Regions from separate parts of the Homo sapiens genome. Here region 2 is linked to region 1. The links are chromatin loops, found by intact Hi-C in ENCODE. Cell type or tissue: CD4-positive, alpha-beta T cell. All regions are shown on one strand. Each heading gives the region's core, and the rest is flanking DNA. Links, peaks and the distances in the headings are about the cores only.

Region 1 (10,500 bases), core at 4,923-7,422:
ACATATATATATGCACTATATATATACACACACACATACATATATGTGTATATGTATATATATGTGGTATGTGTGTATATCACATATATATGTATACACACACAGACATATATATATGCAGGAGGATAGAAAAGAAGTGGGTAGAATTCACATCTATTCTAAAATTAGCTCACAGAAATATGCAGGAGCAGAACTGTACCTGACTGGCTCATAGTAAACATTTTCTATTATCAATTGCTCTCATTGATACTATCATTGTGCTTGATTTTGTTGTAATGAAACTCCCAGATTGTCAGCTAGTGTCTTTGTAAGGACCAAAGAGGTACTGTTTGGGACACATATCAAGGTGTGCCTACTTCAGGCAACTGAGCAACATGGAGATTCTGGAGTGGGGAAAAATTTCAGCTTCAAGTACACCTTGTTACCCACAGACTTCTCTGTAATCCATTCTTGTGTTCTTTTCCCACTTCCTCTAGCAGACAGATGGCAAAGAGGAATTCATTCTAATTTTCTTTTTTCCTCTAGCCCAGACCTTTTAAACTTGGTGCAGATTCTTTCTGGGAAACAAACAGATCTGTGATTTGTCTGGATTAAGTAAATAGCTTCAACAATTTCTAATCTCACATAATTTAAAAATAACAAATTTCTTTTAAAAGAAGCAGGGCAATGTGCAATTTTTCCCCTTTTACATGACTTTTTGCTTTTAGTTTGCACTAGCAATTTCTTCACTGAGGTCTCAGGCCTTGTACTTAGGCCTGCCATAGGCACTGAGCTCAAGGAAAAGCTCTTTTGAGGAATAATGGAGCTCCCACTGCTCCTGCACATGCTCCCTCCTCAGGAAACTCAGAGTTCTCTTTCCTCCTGATGAGGCTTGGTGGGTGACCTGGTGCTGAGTTTCTGCCCTCTTGAAATTTTATGACCAGTGATAGAAAAGAAGTGGGTAGAATTCACATCTATTCTAAAATTAGCTCACAGAAATAAGTTGGGGAAAGCTGGTGAAGTCTCTAGACGCATATTCCACCCGCTACAACCTTATTTCTCTTAGATAGATTCCTACTAATTCCCCTTTTGCACATTTTCTTTAGTCCTTACAATATTAATACTAATGTCAGGTAGGCATCAGTATCCTCATTTTCTAGGTAAGGAAATGAAAGCTTAGGGATAAATAATTTGCCTTGGAATATATAGCTTGTAATTCTCAGCTTGTTCATATCTAGCTTATTTTTGCTTCATTTATTTATCAGAGATTGCAGGTAATATAACAGGAGCACTCTTATGCTTACTGAACAAGGTCTATAAGGAAAGCCTTTCTAATCATCCAACTCTGTTTTCAAATTCCCTTTTCCACACAGATCAAAACTTATAACAATACACACACACACACACACACACACACACACATCTTATGCAATAAATGATGCCAATACCAGCTCCTCCACACCCCAAAGATTTAGGGAAAGTCTAACTTTGAGCCTCAGCAGCCCCTTCTTCCAAATTCACACTTTCTCCCATGACAGTCTCACTCATCTAAGCTTTTCTTTAGAAGAAAAAGCATCCTGCCATGTGGCTAAGGGCAGGGGCTGTGTTTTGGTAGAGAGGAGCAGAGATAACCTTTTATCCCAAGAGTGGGTGCTTTTGTTTGGTGGGAGAGTTGGCTGGCTGACTGCTCCATGTCCACTTTGACCTGATATGGAACTTGCAAGCCTTGGAAGCTGTCAAGGGTGCCAAACAGTTGCAACTTCTTTGTTGGATCAAGGGTATATCCACATTTCACAAGGGAGTACTATATTGCATTTCAAAATAATTTTCTCAACAAACTTATTTTTTTGTCTATTAATTTTAATTTTTAAAAGTAAATGTAGGGATTGAGGATGTTGTGGTGTGATAATGGCAATGTGGTTATTTAAGAAAATATAAGTTTTTAAAGAGATGTATACTGAAATGTGTATGGATGAAATGTTGTATTAGCTTTAGCATACTCTAGCAACAATAGCAATGAAAAAACCAGACAAAGCAAGTAGGAAAAAATCTTGATAATCACTGACTCTGGTTGTTGGATAAATTGGGGTTAATTTTACTGTTGGTTCTACTTTTGTCTATATTTTTGACATTTTTCATACTAATAATTTAAAAGAAAATGTGAAAGTGTGAGCCTGTAAGAAGATGTGTAGAGAAGGCAACAGTGTCATTTCCAACTTCTACTTTTTTGAGTATGTTTATTTTATTCTTTATAATAGAAATGTGAACTTACTCTCTGAGTCTCAGTTTTATTCATCACTTGTTTTACAGTCACCTATATTTTTAGAAAGTGGTAAATGGGTCGTGAAATCCAACAAACAATGAGAAGGAGTGTAATTTCTAAAAGATTGAAACCCTTTATTTGGGTCTCTGTCCTGTTGCTTAGAGCAGAAGTTAAAGTAGTTGTTTAAGCATTAAATAAAAAGCAGATGTTTACGTAAAAAAGAACAACTAAAAACAGGTATAAGAAACACTTTGGTGTTTATTATAAGTGATATAATAATAAATAATGACATGATACATAAGAGTATACAACATTAACAAAAATTATTTTAACAGAATATTATAAATATTGATGATAATCCTGTAGGTTATTATAATTTTCAATATAAAACATATAATAAATATTGATATCCCACCGTCATGTTGATAGCTCTGTGGACAATTAAGGAAGCCGCAGTAAGCCTTGTGATCCCCAGCCTTCTTTCAGGTGATGTATTAAGTCAGATTAAGCTGGGTTATGCTGTGGTAACAAATCTCGCTTGCTTACCCAAGATCTGTGTCTTTCATGTTACAAGAGCTTGTGAAATAGACATCAAAGCAAGTATGTTTCAGGTTGCCACTGCAGAGGAGGAGAGAACTGGAGGGTCATTTGTCCCGAAGTAGGATGTATTCCTTTTACGTATTTGCCCACGGCTATTCAGTGAGCAGTAAATGTCTCTGCCACAGGTGGGTATATGACAAATGTAGCCCCACCCTAGATCTGAATCTGCTATCACTTCTGGCTGGGAAAATCCAAAAAGGCTTGGGAAAGAAGTATTGTTTTTTTTTTTTTTTTTTTTGAAACGGAGTCTTGATCTGTCACCCAGGCTGGAGTACAGCAGAATGATCTTGGCTCTGTGCAACCTCCACCTCCCGGGTTCAAGTGATTCTCTTATCTCAGCCTTCCGAGTAGTTGGGATTACAGGCGCCCGCCACCACACCTGACTAATTTTTGTATTTTTAATAGAGACGGGGTTTCACCATGTTGGTCAGGCTGGTCTCGAACTCCTGACCTCAAGTGATCTGCCCTCCTTGGCCTCCCAAAGTGCTGGGATTACAGGCGTGAGCCACCTCGCCCAGACTGGGAAAGAAGAATTGTTTCTGTGGGATCTAGATTGAACAGTCTCTAGAGAAGCAGTGCTGGGAGTGACGAGTCACACTGCAGATAAAGGAAGAGCACAGAAATAATAAAGGACTAAATGTTTTAGAGATTTATTTTGCTAAAAAGGACAGGCTCTTTAGGAAGTTCTGTGAATAAAGACTGAAAATCTTTGTTAGTTTGTAGAGAGTCACACATACCATGCTAAGGGATTTATACTATGGACAAACTTACTGAAAGTGTTTGAAACTTGAACTGATACTATGGAATAGGAAGGGATAGTCTAACCATGCCATGCTATGGATAAGGGTTCCCCAATCCTAGGAAAGTAAGGACACTTGCCCACAGCCATATAGCTAATTAGTAAAAGAACCAAGTTTAACATCCATTCTCTGATTCTAAATTCAGATTTGTCCAGCTACCCTATGATTTGGGAAGATTAATGTGGAAGTGGTGCACAGCATGGATACCATGGTGGGGAGGCCAGAAATGGGGGGCCCAATTTAGAGGATATCCTTTTTTCTAAATGAAGGAGGAAAGACTCTGAATTAGATCAGTTATTAGAAGAAACAGATAATTATGTGATTGGTGTTAGAGGGTCCTTTCTCATTCCTTCATAATTCCATATACAAGAAATTCAGCTAAATTATACTCCTACCTCTGATGAGATTGGGAGGAAAAAATGAACATGTGTAGCTTCACATCACATTATCTCTCCTTATTTTCCTCCTCTGCTGTGCAGTGAGGAGGGACTGTGGTGGTCAAACTTAGCTTTGACTGCGTGGATGAGTTTGATTCTGTGTCAGGGAGGAGAGTGTTAGTTAGCATGCTCATGTGGCCATAAAACAAGCCACATTTTTAAACTCACTATTATCAGTAAGAAAGCTATTACCTAGTTACCATGTGTGTCTTTCATGAGTCTTATTTCTCAATTGGCTCTGAACTCAGGAGAAGAAAGACTGGTTATTTATTATCCCCTTCAAATAGTACTGAAAGGAGTAGAGGCTGTAAAAAGAGAATTATAGAATTTTAAAATGAAAAAAACGAAACAAAACAAAACCTCAGAAATCATCCAGGTCAACACCTTCTATTTAAACAAAGAGGAACTGAGTTCCAGAAAGTTTGACATACCTGCATTTAACTGTTGAATCGACCTCAGAGATCTTTCTCCTACTAGATTATGGATTAGATGGTAGTGGGAAAAGAACAAACTACAAATAGAAATAAGAAACTAGCAGCATGAGCAGCAGGAAAATGGAAATGTCAGCCCGGAGCTATTAAATTGTTTAAGAGATTTAGTTTTCTTCAGGAAATTTTTCTGTTTTGGTAACCAAATGTCTTGCTAATTCATTTATGCTTTCCACCTTTAATGGTATGTATTGAAAGTCCTTCCCCTCCTCCATGTCACATAAACATGTACTGAGAAAATACAAGTAAATATAGAGAATGCAAGTAAACTTACATGGCATGCATAGAAAATATAGATAAATACTTATGGCTTAATTTTTTAATAAAGATTTTAATCTAACTGGAATTTTGGTATATGGTTTGAATTAGGTGTTTAAATATTCATATCAAAATATTATTTACTGGAAAATCCATCCTTTTCTTATGATTTAAAGTGCCAGCTGTATCATATACCACCTCATATATGCCTGGGACTATTTCTGAACTGCCCTTTTTGTCCATCAATTTGTCTGGCTGCATCTTTGACAGTTCCACTCTATTGTAGGCAGTATTGGACTTCACATGAAAATCATCATAGTCAGCATGGGAAAAGGTCAGGCGTTGGATTCCAACATATGTGGGTTTGAATCCTGGCTATATCACTTATAGAGGTATGTCCATAACTAAGTGAATGGACCCTCTTTGAGCCTCAGTTTATTCATCTGAAGAGTAATAAGAATTACTCCTAACTGACAGAATTGCTCTGAAGACCAGAGAAAATACATATAAAGTGCTTGCTACTCTTTCCTGCACAAAGAGAAGAGCTACCATTATCATTGGCTTCTGAATGATGGGGAAAGAGATGAGGTTTATGAGGGACAGAGAGAAGAGGAAGCCCAAGAACAGTGCTTTGAAGGATACTTTATTTAGAAGAGAAGAGGGAGGCAGAGGAATCTGAAAGAAATAATGGAATGTTAGAAGAGGGGAAAAAGAAGTGTCAGGCTAAAGAAGGGGGAAAAAAAAGATTAGTCAATAGTGTCAAATGTCTTGCATCAGTCCAGAGAGATGAATGCTGAGAAGAGGCTAGTGTTTAGAGTGTCACCTTTTACTTCCTTTAAGATGACATTTTCAGGGTTATGCCTGGGCTGAAGCCAGGAAAGTGTCATCATGGTTAACTCCATTTTCTTGTTCTTATTGGCCTGTTTATTTTAACTGACCTTATGTGTATCTGTATGTTATGACTGTTTGTGAGAAACCAAAGTCAATTCAACATCAGCCATCACCAACCTGAGAGTCTTCAGGACCACTGCTACAACTCATCCCCCAACCCAATAAAGCAAAGCCCAGGTTTCCTAAGACGACATTTATAACCCTCATGATCTGAGCCTAAGGACTATCTCAACTTCATTCCCTGTCACTGTTTGTTATGTATCTTTTGCCCCATTCCAAAGGAACCTGTTCTTACACACTGCTCTGCCTTTTCTCAAGCTACTGTTTACCTATGTGGAATGTTAGCTCCCTATATTCAAGGCCCTGGTCCAATGCCACTGTTTTCACATGGCCCTCCTTTTCTTGGCTAAAAGAAATATTCAATGTTTCATTTTCAGTCTTTCGAGACCAGCCTGGCCAATGTGGTGAAACCCCATCTCTACTAAAAATACAAAAAAAAAAAAAAAAAATACACACACAAAAAAATTATCCAGGAATCATGGCGCATGCCTGTAGTCCCAGCTACTCAGGAGGCTGAGGCATGGAACCTGGGAGTCAGAGGTTGCAGTGAGCCGAGATCTGGCTACTGCACTCTAGCCTGGGCAACAGAGCAAGACTCCGTCTCAAAAAAAAGAAAAAAAAATGTAATGGGAATTCTCAGGCCCTATCCCTCCAGTGGTCTAGAGTAGAGTCTAGGACTTTGTATTTTGACCTGCATTCTAGCTGATAATGATGCAGTAGTAAGGGACCGCACTGAGAAACATTTTTGTATTTAATTTTTTTTTTTTTTTTTTTTTTTTTTTAGAAATGGGTCTCACTCTCTTACCCAAGCTGGCTGGAGTGCACTGGCGTGATCATAGTTCACTGCAGCCTTGAACTCCCGGGCTCAAGATATTTCTCCTGCTGCAGGCTTCTGAGTAGGTAAGACTACACACACATGCCACTACACCCATCTAAGTTATTTTATTTTTATTTTGTAGAGATGGAGTTTGCTATATTGCACAGACTGGTTTTGAACTCCTGGTCTTCAAGTTATCTTCTTGCCTTGGCCTCCCAAAGTGCTGGGATTACAACCCTGAGTAACCATGCCTGACCCATTTTTGTATTCTTTAAGGGAGTTATTTCTTTCTACTTTGTATTACACACTACATGTTTTGCAGAATGGTCTCTGGAACAACTTGCCTGTATCTGTCCTAGCTTACACATGTTTCCGATGAATTGAATTTCTGTGCACCAAGGGTTTTAAAGTTGGAAAGGGGCTCTATGTTGGTTGGTGAACCACATCCAAAGAGGGAAGCAGCATTAATTATCCATCTTCCTCTCCTCCCAGCTATGGCTCCAGGGTAGGACCTTAACAGGTGCAAGAATGCCTCTTGCTCAGCATGACAGACATTGGTGATGACTTGAGTCACAAAGATGGTCACATAATCATCTGAACAGGAAGGAAAATCCTGCTATAGTGTCAGTGGAATTGTGTAAGTGTAATTGTGTCAGTGGAATTGAGTTTGGGTGAGCCAGTCCAGAAACTATTCTACATAACTTTTTTACCTTGGAGATGAAGACTTTTGAGGGAAGGATTTGTGTCTGGTTTGTATTAGTCTTCACATAGTATTCAACACATTTCTGTTGAATGAAAAAGAGAGTAAATATATGCTACTTTGATCTGGGAAAACAAGCACATTAGTACTCTGAAGCCAATTCCAAGATGGGTTGGGAGGGAGTGACTTTGATTAAATGACTTATCCCCACATGTGCTCTGTTCTTTTTTTGTAAATGGAAACTTGTGATGCCTGTCTACTATATATTTTACTTTTTTAAAAAAACCATAAGGTATGTTAAGCCTCTTGGCTATGTGTATTTCATAAACATTTTGCATTATTAATAAGCTTTTACTTACAATTCAGTTATGTCTGCTAAATTCAATACTGTAAATCCACATCCAAGTTTATAAAGAATAATAAATTTGATGATTGCTTCTTGCATTTTGCTTGAAAAGGGTTATTCTAGCTATTTCCTTAATCATACTTCTTTAGAGAAATTAAGGACCATGGGAGACCAGGTAACATAATTTTCAAAGAAATTTCTGTCAAGTCTTGTTTCGAACCCCATTTTCTGCCCTGAGCTTCAGCTTTCTTATCCGTAAACTGGAGTTAATACCTGCCTCTTAGGAGAGTGAAGATAAAATAAAATAATGTATGCAATGTGTGGGGCTTGGCCTGTTATTATTTGGCAGATGCAAAGGCAGATACACTGAAAGGCTGAAATGGAATTGCTATTGGAAAGTGAACTAATCAAAAGGCACCTTGAAATCTGTACATTGATTTAGAAAATTTAAATTGCAACTTTTCTTAAATATGTAGTATGCAAATCATTGTACAATTGTATTCTGAAGAATAGTAGCAAGTGGTAATAATTTTTATTATCTCATGCCACCTGGTGTCTTGACCAAGTTACTACAATCCGTAATTGTGACTTTTTTGGGCGGGTGGTGGGGTTTGTTTTCTTCTGTTTTCCAGAGAGATAAGGCATCTTCCATAATTATGAATTCTTAATAAAAACAATCCTAGTTAATATTACTAGACTTTTCTTCTGGAACTGGCACATATACATCTTTTACATGTGTTTACACATGTAAATTAATTCAACAAATACTTATTGAGCGATTGGTATGTACAAGTAACTTGTATGTATCATGTGATTTTGTCATCATGACATCCTTCTAGGTAGTTTTAATGTTCTCTCCATGAGACTTGACGGGTTAAATGATACACTCAAGGTCATTCAGCTAGAAACAGAGCTGGTATCTAAACCAATTACTTATCTCACTGTGTCTATTATAGCATATAACAGTTAATTTACACTAACTTATTTGTACAGCCAGTTTTCTTTTACAAGATGATCCTTTGAATATAGCAACCCTATGAAGAATCTTTAATAGAGTTGCTTTCTTTGGGGCTGAATGTTTATTCCATTTTAATTTCTCTTTTAAGTTTTATCTTTTTGTTATATCTTTTAGTTATATCTCTTTGAAAGACTTTTTAGTGGTTGCTGTAGGAATTGTAAGGAATTATTGCTCTAGGGGTCTCATTCTTAACGTATCACTTCTACTTAGATTTAATATCATATTACTTCATGCAAACTGTAAGAACCTTGGAGAGTATAATTCCATTTATACTCCACCCTTTATCCTATTATTGTCTTATATTTTACATGTAAATACATTACAAACCCCACAACACAGTGTTATAATTTTTACTTCATTTATTTTATTTTTTTATTTTTGTTTAAAGATGGGGTCTTGCTATGTTGCCCAGGCTGGTCTTGAACTCCTGGGCTTAAGCAAACCTTCCACCTCAGTCTCCCAAAGCACTAGGATCATAAGAGTGAACCACCACATCCACCTATAGTTTTTACTTTAAATACTCATTTGTCTTTTAATGGAATTAAGACATGAAAAAAGATGATACCTTTTATATTTCCTCACCTACTTATGGCTTTTGATCCTTTTCACTCCTTTCATCTAAAAATCATTTCCTTTCTTTCATTTCTGGTCTGGTAATTTGATTCTTCTCTTTTTCTCTTGGTCAATCTAGCTTAAAGTTTGTCGATTTTTTTTGATGTTTTCAAAAAACCTAGCTCTTGTTTCCTTCCTTCTGATTGCTTTAGACTTAGTTTATTCTTTTTTCCCCCCGGTGTCTTAGGCCAGGAATTTGGGTTATTGGTTTGAGATCTTACTTCTTTTTAAATCAGGCATTTACAGTTGTAAATTTTCCTCTAAGCACTACTTTAGTTACATATGTTTTAATATGTTGTATCTTCATTTTTATCCATCTGTAAGTATTTTCTAATTTCTTGTATCAGTCTGTTGTCACACTCTTATGAAGAAATACCTGAGACTGGGTAATTCATAAAGAAAAGAGGTTTAATTGGCTCACAGTTCTGCGGGCTGTACAGGAAGCATGGCCGGGGAGGCCTCAAGAAACTTGCAATCATGGCAGAAGGTGAAGGGAAGCCAGCACATCTTATGTGGCTAGAGCAGGAGGAAGAGAGATGGGGGGAGGTGCTACACACTTTTTAAACAACCAGATCTTGTGATAACTCACTGTCGTGAAAGAACAGCACCATGGGGGGAAATCTGCCCCCACAATCCAATCACCTCCCACCAGGCCCCACCTCCAATATTTGGGATTACAATTTGACAAGAGACTTGGGCTGGGACACAGACCCAAACCATATCATTTCCCTTTGATTTATTTTTTGACCCATTTGATTTGTAATTTAATTCTTTATTCCATTGTGGTCAGAGGACATACTTTGCATTATTTCTATTCTCTTTTTCCTTTTTGTTTTAGAGATGGGGTCTCACAATATTGCACAGGCTGGAGTGCAGTGGCTATTTACAGGTGTAATCATAGTGTACTACAGCCTGAAATCCTGGGCTCAAGTGATTCTCTTGTCTCAGCCTCTTGAGTAGCTAAGGCTATAGGTGGACACCACCATGCATAACTCTTTCTATTATTTTAAATGTATTGAGGTTTACTTTATGGCCTAACACATACTGTATCTTGGAGAAGGTTCTATATACACCTGAGAAAAACATATAGTCTGGTGTTTTTAGGTGGAGTGTTCTATAAATACCTGTTAGGTCTAGTTGGTTTACAGTGTGTTTAAGTCTTCCATTTCCTTGCTGATTTTCTGCCTCGTTGTTCTACCCACTATTAAAGTGAGTTATTGTAGTTCCAACC
Region 2 (8,957 bases), core at 2,638-5,137, 140 kb before region 1:
GGGCATCGGCCCCTGCGGAGGAGTTCACCGCCTCCCCACGGGTGATTTCTTATCCGCCCCGGATACGTCCTGGGAAACAGGACACGGGAAGAATGGGTGTTCTGTGGGCAAAGATGAGGTAGGCGTGGTGCTTTGGTCCTTACCTGACACTCACCTCGATTTCACTTGTGTTCCTGTTTCTTTGACCTCCACCAGCACATGCCTGTCACCATGACAAGAGAAGTGCATGTGTTATGCCTCTGAAGAAGTGAAGGGTATTTGTCTTCCATGCTTCAGCGATGGAGAATAGACTTTGGGGTCGACCCATGAACAAATCAACATATAATTGCATGAATGCTTGCATGTGTTTTGTAGACTCTTTTACTATACATGGAATGAACAAAGCAATATAATTGTGCTAAATTAGGCCATTAGTAGTTCAGAGAAGAGGGAGAACCGAGAGGGGCTTACAGGTGAAGTCCGCTTGAACCTGAAGAAGTTGAGGTGAATCTGAAAAAGATAATCGCTCAAGAGGCAAAGGGCAATTTAGTGTAGAGAGGAAAACAAAGTAATTGTGGCTATTTTGAAAAATTGTTTAGATAAGGTATAGGAGAGCCTACCCTTGAAAAGTAAAAAAAATACAGTACTTGGAATTCATAATTTGATGGTTTCTCACATAAAACAAGATTTTTGAGAATAGTCCTTTCATCTACTTGTTTTTTAAATGTGTCACCTACTTGTTTAACCTTTTCTCCACTTGCTCATTTTGGATGCTACATTTTAAAGACCAGTGAGTCAAGTGTCTTATTGTTCCTGCCCTTTCACACTGTTAATGTGAATACTATCTTTTATCATACTGAAATGATCTATTTCCCAATTGACCTGGTTATATATTGTCTATATTTTATATTGGAAGCATCCTAGATGGTAAGAATTATTTTTGGTTGCTTGATGAGTACCTAACCCAGTGCTATAAACAGTAATTAATAAATATTTATGATGACAAAAATATAACATGTCTTTCAGAGAATAATAAGGATTATTGTGAGTGGCAGGAACTTTATTGCCGAACTAAAGCAAACACAGACTTCTTTAAATGCCCTATTCTTGAAATTAACCAAATAAAATGTTAATTTATTAATTTGTCAAATATATTTGCAAATCTAAAGTTTTCTGGATTGGAATGACAATTTCTCAAGTCTCAATCCTAAATTATGTGTAACAGATTCTAGTAGCTATATAAAAAAAAGAAATCCAGTCAAGTCTCTTCATTTAGGGAGTGGATAAATACCCATTCATTTACAGTGATGATCTAACAAAGTTCGGATTAGTTCGAGCTTCACCTAAAAATTTGATTACTATTTCTATATTGTGGAATCCTGGAGTTTTTAGGGAGAACAGATCTCTACCCATACTTCCATTCACACACGCAAAACTGCAGCATAATACTTAATACAAGGAGAAATTGTTAAAACAGCTTCAGGTATTTCCCTGGTATTTCTTCTACCGTGGAGGTCAACTTAAGTCCCTATTCACTAGGGGGTGCCAGTCACGTATAAGAAAATCATAGATGAGATAACCTTCAGCTGGGAATGGCGGTCACACGGATATCACCGTGTCCACACTCCACCTGTAAGAGTAGAATGTTTATTTACATTTATAAGCTGTCTAAACATATACCAAGAACCAGAACATAAAACTTACCCAATCTGGAACCCTATTACCTGGCATGAATAAGTGGTTTGTAAATACCAGTGACTGCCCAGAACCAAAGCCTACCTTGTTTAGTTGTGCAAAGGGAGGGAAACCCGCATGTCTGCCACCTAGAATAACAGCCATCTAACCAAAATCTTGGTAGCATCATAACAGAGTAAAAGCAAATACAAGCAACAACAGCATCTGCAAACTTTGAGAACAGAGTTCTTTCATGTGGATCAAATGCAAATAGGATACAGTTACCTACAAAACCTAAAGGAGAGGACATTTTATCATAAATTTTTTTGTATAAAATAGCAATATTTTTTTCTTTTTAGAAACAGGGTCTCACTCTATCAGCTAGGCTGGATTGCAGTGGTGTAATCATAGGTTAGTGCAACATCGAATTCCTGGGCTCGAGCTATCCTCCTGCCTCATCCTCCTGCCTCAGCCTCCTAAATAGCTGATAGAGAAGGAGGACTGGCTGTGTTGCCCCGGCTGGTCTCAAATTCCTGCCTGCAAGCAATCCTCCTGCCTTGGCCTTCAAAACCACTGGGATTACAGGAGTGAGCCACCACACCCAGTACAAAATATTTTTAAATGTCCTACAGTCCATACAAGGTTAGCAACATAAATCAAGCTATCCATCTTTTTTTTCCTAGTCCACCTTTCCATGTTGGTAATATTGTCAGCAACCTCTGCTTTCAAAGAAAAGTGAACCTGGAAGCCTGTTGAGTCAGGAGTAAAAAGAAATAACCTAATTAAAGAGTTGTAGAGAAAGACTTTGAATCTTCTAGAAGTAAATTTTGCTACATGGATGCTACTTAGAGAAAATGGAGAAAATTGTTGATAACACTAACTACTATTAGTTCCAGTCTTTTGTTTTATTCTGCTCATTACTCCTCCCCCACGTTATAGCCATCATATAACACAGGTGCTTGACTAACTTGGAATTACAATGTTTTCCACGAGATATGTTTCATTCAAACTTTTAAAGATGTTTACCTTTTTGTTAGCTTGTATGAATTATTTTTATTTTATTTAAATGGACATAGATTATCCTGATAATACATTAGCACAGATAAAATAACAAAAAAAGAAACAAAATGAAAATCCCCCCTATAATTTTGTCTCCCATTCTAAATAAATTTTACATGCCTATATAAGCCTTTTTTTCTTAACACAGATGGTTTTTTAAAATAATGCTACTCTATAATCTGCTTTTTTAAAAATTTAATACATCAGGAATACTTTTCAACGTAATACCAAGTACTTAATATTCCATTATATGGATACACACTCATTTATGTAGCCATTTACCCTATAGATTAGCATTTAGATTGTTTCAAATTTGAACTACTGTATCAATTGGGCTATTAGTATCCACAATATGCAATTTTGTGCACTTGTTTAATAACTCTTAGCATAAATATTTACAAGGGAAATTTCTGGGTCAAAGGTTTGGGACTTTTTTTAGGGGTGGAGAGGTGGTTGTTTTTGTTTTGAGACGGCATCCCACTGTCTCGCCCAAGCTGGAGTGCAGTGGCCCAGTCTCGGCTCACTGCAACCTCTGCCTCTCGGGTTCAAGGGATTCTCATGCCCCAGCCTCCCGAGTAGGTGGGATTACGGGTGTGTGCCATCACACCCAGCTAATTTTTGTATTTTTATTAGAGACAGGGTTTCACCATGTTAGGTAGGCTAGTCTCAAACTCCTGGTGTCATGTGATCTGCCTGCCTTGGCCTCCCAAAGTGCTGGGAGTACAGGTGTGAGCCACTGTACCTGGTCAAAGGGTTTTAAGTTTACAAATTTTGACACATCGTGCCCACTTAACCTCCAGAAATGTACCAATTCACAATTCCACCAAAATTTATGAAAAGGTGCTCATTTCCCCACCCCATTCTCTTTACTGAATGTATGCTTTGTAATCATTACCAGTCTGAGAGGTAAAGATTGATATTTCATTGTTGCTTGACAGATTATCATGTTTATTGCAATTTTAGCCTTCTTTCAGGAATTGCCTGTTTGAATTCTTTAGACATTTTCCATTAGTTGTGTCTACTTTTTCTTATTGATTTATAAGACATCTTCTTATAATAAAGTTATTAACAGTTTGTCTGCATATGTTGCAAATATATTTTCCCAGTTTGCTATTTGTCTCTTACTAAATTTATTATAATGATTTTCAACTAGGCATATTGAATGCTGGGAATAAGTTAGGTTCACCCGCCACCACCTCCACCAGAATCATATATCAGAATGCCTTCTCAGCTTTGCAACCCCTGATGCATATTTCTAAGGTACATATGCTACTCCTTTCCTAAGAATGACAACTACAAATTACTTACATTGGATATTCATTGTTTTGGTGTGACCCAATATGTACACCCAATCTGTATTCTTTACCGGTCAAAGCCATTAGCCCAGTCTCTCTTCACATAGCCATGTTTCAAGGCCATATCCCACACTTTTAGTCATACATTCAAGCATATAGTGATAAGAGGGCCAAACCATGGTGGTTCTGCCCGTTTTTCCTGGCTTGGCTATACCAAGAAAAGTTTTGTCACTCTTAATTGAGTATTGTCTGAGTTGTGATTTCCTTCACTTACTACTCTAACATATCTGTCTTCATGGATATCAACAAACTTTGGTCCAAGAAATCTGGTAATAAATTCCAAGTGTTAATGGGGAATGCCTTTTCACCCTGCTCTCATATTCCTATTACTGAAGAGCAATCTGGTTTCAGGGTAGGAGAAGATAAAAAGAGCCTGAGGGGAAATAAACTCACCATGATAGAGGAAAGAAACCAGCTGTATTTCAAGGACTTACTTTTAAAAACCCAAGACATCAGAAAAATACTTGGTTCTAGGCAAGCATTTAGTTGATTCCAGAAGCTATCTCCTACCAGCCATCCCGATGACCCAGGAATGCTTCTTAAGGAAAATGGTTATATGTGAATAAATGCTTAAAAACTTTCCAGTAAATGAACCATAATTTTATGGACTCAGCAACTTTGCAGTAGGACTCACCTGCCTGTGAACCATACAAAGATAAATGACCCCCCTCTGATCTTGGAGAAACTGTCTTGAACCTGAAGAATCCATACACACTATACACAAAAGCAAATGTGAATAACAACTGAGGGAAAACATTGACTTCTGTAACATCACTTATATATCTGTTCCCTCTTTCTCATCCTTGTCGGTTTCTCCTCTTTTTGTGGCCTGTGAATGTTAAAATTCAATTATTTCTGGCTGCTTTACAAGTTTTTTTTTTTACTTATGTTATCCTTTCTGCCTAAACTATTATGATTGTTATTATTTTTGGCTGAGCACAGGGGACTTTATTGATGGTACACGACAACATGGGGCTCCCTAGGCCCCTCCCTCTTCAAGGGGTGTGCATGGAATGTGTGAGGAGGGAAGATTCAGTGTGGTGGGGAATGAGTGTGCCAGGGACTCCCCAACAGTGAGGGCCTCTTTCTTCCTCCTGTGCTCTCGCTGAGGCTGGTGGTCCAGGGGTCTTACTCCTTGGAGGCCATGTGGGCCATGAGGTCCACCACCCTGTTGTTGTAGCCAAATTCATTGTCATACCAGGAAATGAGCTTGACAAAGTGGTCGTTGAGGGCAGTGCCAGCCCCAGCATTGAAGGTGGAAGAGTGGGTGTCACTGTTGAAGTCGGAGGAGACCACCTGGTGCCCAGTGTAGCCCAGGATGCCTTTGAGGGGGCCCTCTGATGCCTGCTTCACCACCTTCTTGATGTCATCATATTTGGCAGGTTTTTCCAGATGGTAGGTGAGGTCCACCACTGACACGTTGGCAGTGGGGACACGGAGGGCCATGCCAGTGAGCTTACCATTCAGCTCAGGGATGACCTTCCTCACAGCCTTGGCAGCCCAGTAGTGGCAGGGATGATGTTCTGGAGAGCCCTGTGGCTGTCACGCCACAGTTTCCTGGAGGGGCCATTCACAGTCTTCTGGGTGGCAGTGATGGCGTGGACTGTGGTCATGAGTCCTTCCACGATACCAAAGTTGTCAGTGATGACTTTGGCCAGGGGCGCTAGGCAGTTGGTGGTTCAGGTGGCATTGCTGATGATCTTGAGGCTGTTGTCATACTTCTCATGGTTCACACCCATCGTGAACATGGGGGGATCAGCAGAGGGGGCAGAGATGATGACCCTTTTGGCTCCCCACTGCAAGTGAGCCCCAGCATTCTCCATGGTGGTGAAGATGCCAGTGGACTCCATGACATACTCAGTGCCAGCATCACCCCACTTGATTTTGGAGGGATCTGGCTCCTGGAAGATAGTGATGGGATTTCCATTGATGACAAGCTTCCCGTTCTCAGCCTTGACGGTGCCATGGAATTTACCATGGGTGGGATCATACTGGAACATGTAGACCATGTAGCTGAGGTCAATGAATGGGTCATTGATGGCGATAATATCTACTTTACCAGAATTACAAGCAGCCCTGATGACCAGGCGCCCAATACAACCAAATCCATTGACTCCAACCTTCACTTTCCCCATGGTGTCTCAGGGATGTGGTTGGCAATGCAAGAGAAGATGCAGCTGTCTGTCAAACAGGAGGAGCAGAGAGCCCTGCCTAAATTATTTCATGCACTCTCATAGCGTTGGTTACCATCTGCATTCATAACTCTCAGATATATGTGTTCAACCTAGATCTTCTTTCCAGCTCATGTATCTCATAGCTTGTGTGGTTCTCTTTAATGTAACTCAGGCATCTTGAAAATCAACATGTTAAAAACCTATCTCCCCCCCTCCCACAATCTGTTCTTCTTTCATATTTCCCTATTTCCACACATGCCAAAAGTGATCAATGACATTTTATAATATTCTCCCTTCCAACACACATCCAATTCATGACCACCTCCTATTAATTCTGCTTGCAAAATATATCTTGATTTTTTCCACTTCCCTCAGCTCTACTGCATATAATTTAACCGAAAATTCCATCATTTCTCTCCCACCTTAAACACTTCAAACTTCAATCACCTCATTTTTTTTTTTTTTTTTTTGAGACAGTCTTGCTCTGTCACCCAGACTGGAGTGCAGTGGCATGATCTTGGCTCACTGCGACCTCCGCCTCCCAGGTTCAAGTGATTCTCCTGTCTCAGCCTCTTGAGTAGCTGGGATTACAGGCACTCACCACCATGCCCGGCTAATTTTTGTATTTTTAGTAGAGATGGGGTTTCACCATGTTGGTCAGGCTGGTCTCGAACTCTTGACTTCGTAATTCGCCTGCCTTGGCCTCCCAAAGTGCTGGGATTATAGGCGTGAGTAACTGTGCCTGGCCTCAATCACCCCTTAACTGATCTCTCTGCATCCATTTATTTCCTCCTACAATTTATTCTCACACAGTACTTTGAGTATCTTTTAAAATTGCATGTCAGATGATGGCATTTCTCATCTTAAAATCTCTTAATATTTCTAGTACTCTCAGGAAGCTCCAAAGCCTCCACATCTAGAAGCTTAGAACATTGTAAATCTTTCTTCTTGCCTAATGAAAGTGTGATCTAGAATGCCTATCATTCCTTTACCACTTCTGCTTTTAGTATACAGGGAAGCTAATCAGGACCTCCTTCTGTTTCTCCAAAGAGCCAAGCTTCCCTTGACTCAGGGCTTTTGCACATAACTTTCTCCCTCTTGGAATACTCTTTCACAACCTCTGACTAGAGCTAATACCCACTTTACCTTAAATGTATGACCTAGGAAAACTCTGACTCCAATAACAAGGTTAGATCCCCGTTACACACATGTTCACGGTGTCTTGTACTTTTTTGTCATAGTATTTGTATCATTTAGCATTAGATATGATTACATATTACAGAAAAACCCAAAAGAAAAGTGCCTAAAGCAAAATAGAAGCTTTTTATTTTTCACTTCCTTAAAGGATGTCAGGATGTGGACAGACCAAAGTTAGTAGAGATAAAAGAGCCAGTAAAAGGTAAGCACGTAATAACAGACCTTTAAGATACATAAAGCAATATTTGACAGACTAAGAAAAAAATTAGACAAATTCAAGATTATTGTTATAGAATTTAATACCCCTATTATATAATTAATATAATAAATAGGCAAAGATAAATTATAATATAGAAGAGATGTATTACACTGTAAATCATTTGACCTGGTGGAGGCCAAATTCATGGGCATGAAACAATCACAAAGATCTATAATTTTATGGGCTGTTAAATAACTCTTAATAAATTTCAAATAGGAAATAATATAGAACTTGACCACAAGGGGATTAAATGGGAAATCAATAACAATGAAATATCTATAAAAAATTTTAAGGTCAAGCACAGTTGTTCACACCTGTAATCCCAACGTTTTGGGAGGCAGAGGCAGGAGGATCAATTGAGGCTGGAAGTTTGAGATCAGCCTGGGCACCTAGTGAGGCCCTGTCTCAACAACAGCAACAGAAAGTATCCAAACTAATTTATTGAGAGTTTTTAGCATGAAGGGCTGTTGAGTTTTGTCAAAGGCCTTTTCTGCATCTATTGAGATAATCATGTGGTTTTTGTCTTTGGTTCTGTTTATATATTGGATTACGTTTATTGACATGCGTATGTTGAACCAGCCTTGCATCCCAGGGATGAAGCCCACTTGATCATGGTGCATAAGCTTTTTGATGTGCTGCTGGATTCGGTTTGCCAGTATTTTATTGAGGATTTTTGCGTCGATGTTCATCAGGGATATTGGTCTAAAATTCTCTTTTTTTGTTGTGTCTCTGCCAGGCTTTGGTATCAGGATGATGCTGGCCTCATAAAATGAGTTACGAAGGATTCCCTCTTTTTCTATTGATTGGAATAGTTTCAGAAGGAATGGTAACAGCTCCTCCTTGTACCTCTGGTAGAATTTGGCTGTGAATCCATCTGATCCTGGACTTTTTTTGGTTGGTAAGCTATAAATTATTGCCTCAATTTCAGCTCCTGTTATTGGTCTATTCAGAGATTCAACTTCCTCCTGGTTTAGCCTTGGGAGAGTGTATATGTCGAGGAATTTATCCATTTCTTCTAGATTTTCTAGTTTATTTGCATAGAGGTGTTTATAGTATTCTCTGATGGTAGTTTGTATTTCTGTGGGATTGGTGGTGATATCCCCTTTATCATTTTTTATTGCATCTATTTGATTCTTCTCTCATTTCTTCTTTATTAGTCTTGCTAGCAGTCTATCAATTTTGTTGATCTTTTCAAAAAACCAGCTCCTGGATTCATTGATTTTTTGAAGGGTTTTTGTGTCTCTATCTCCTTCAGTTCTG

What was found. A loop is a pair of places that touch in the nucleus more often than their neighbours do. Peaks named below come from ENCODE experiments on the same cell type or tissue, not always from the same donor. Only the 100,000 strongest peaks of a DNase experiment are listed, where the experiment ranks them.
Region 2: a loop joins it to region 1, with 6 times the contacts of the local background. A loop is called at or near these places in 69 of 110 quality-filtered maps.

What each region holds. Positions count from the first base shown.
Region 1 is chr6:80,086,035-80,096,534 of GRCh38, forward strand. No RefSeq gene overlaps it. Among named protein-coding and RNA genes, the nearest start is that of BCKDHB, 15 kb to the right of the region's middle. In CD4-positive, alpha-beta T cell, for the core only: no CTCF peak of the experiment used is centred there; no DNase peak of the experiment used is centred there.
Region 2 is chr6:79,947,810-79,956,766 of GRCh38, forward strand. LOC124901351 (a long non-coding RNA gene) reads left to right here. Exons shown (of 3, transcript XR_007059656.1): 1 at 1-118. It overlaps LOC124901350, which reads right to left and starts at 1,824. Exons shown (of 2, transcript XM_047419628.1): 1 at 1,759-1,824; 2 at 1-202. The coding sequence starts at 6. It also overlaps the pseudogene GAPDHP63. In CD4-positive, alpha-beta T cell, for the core only: no CTCF peak of the experiment used is centred there; no DNase peak of the experiment used is centred there.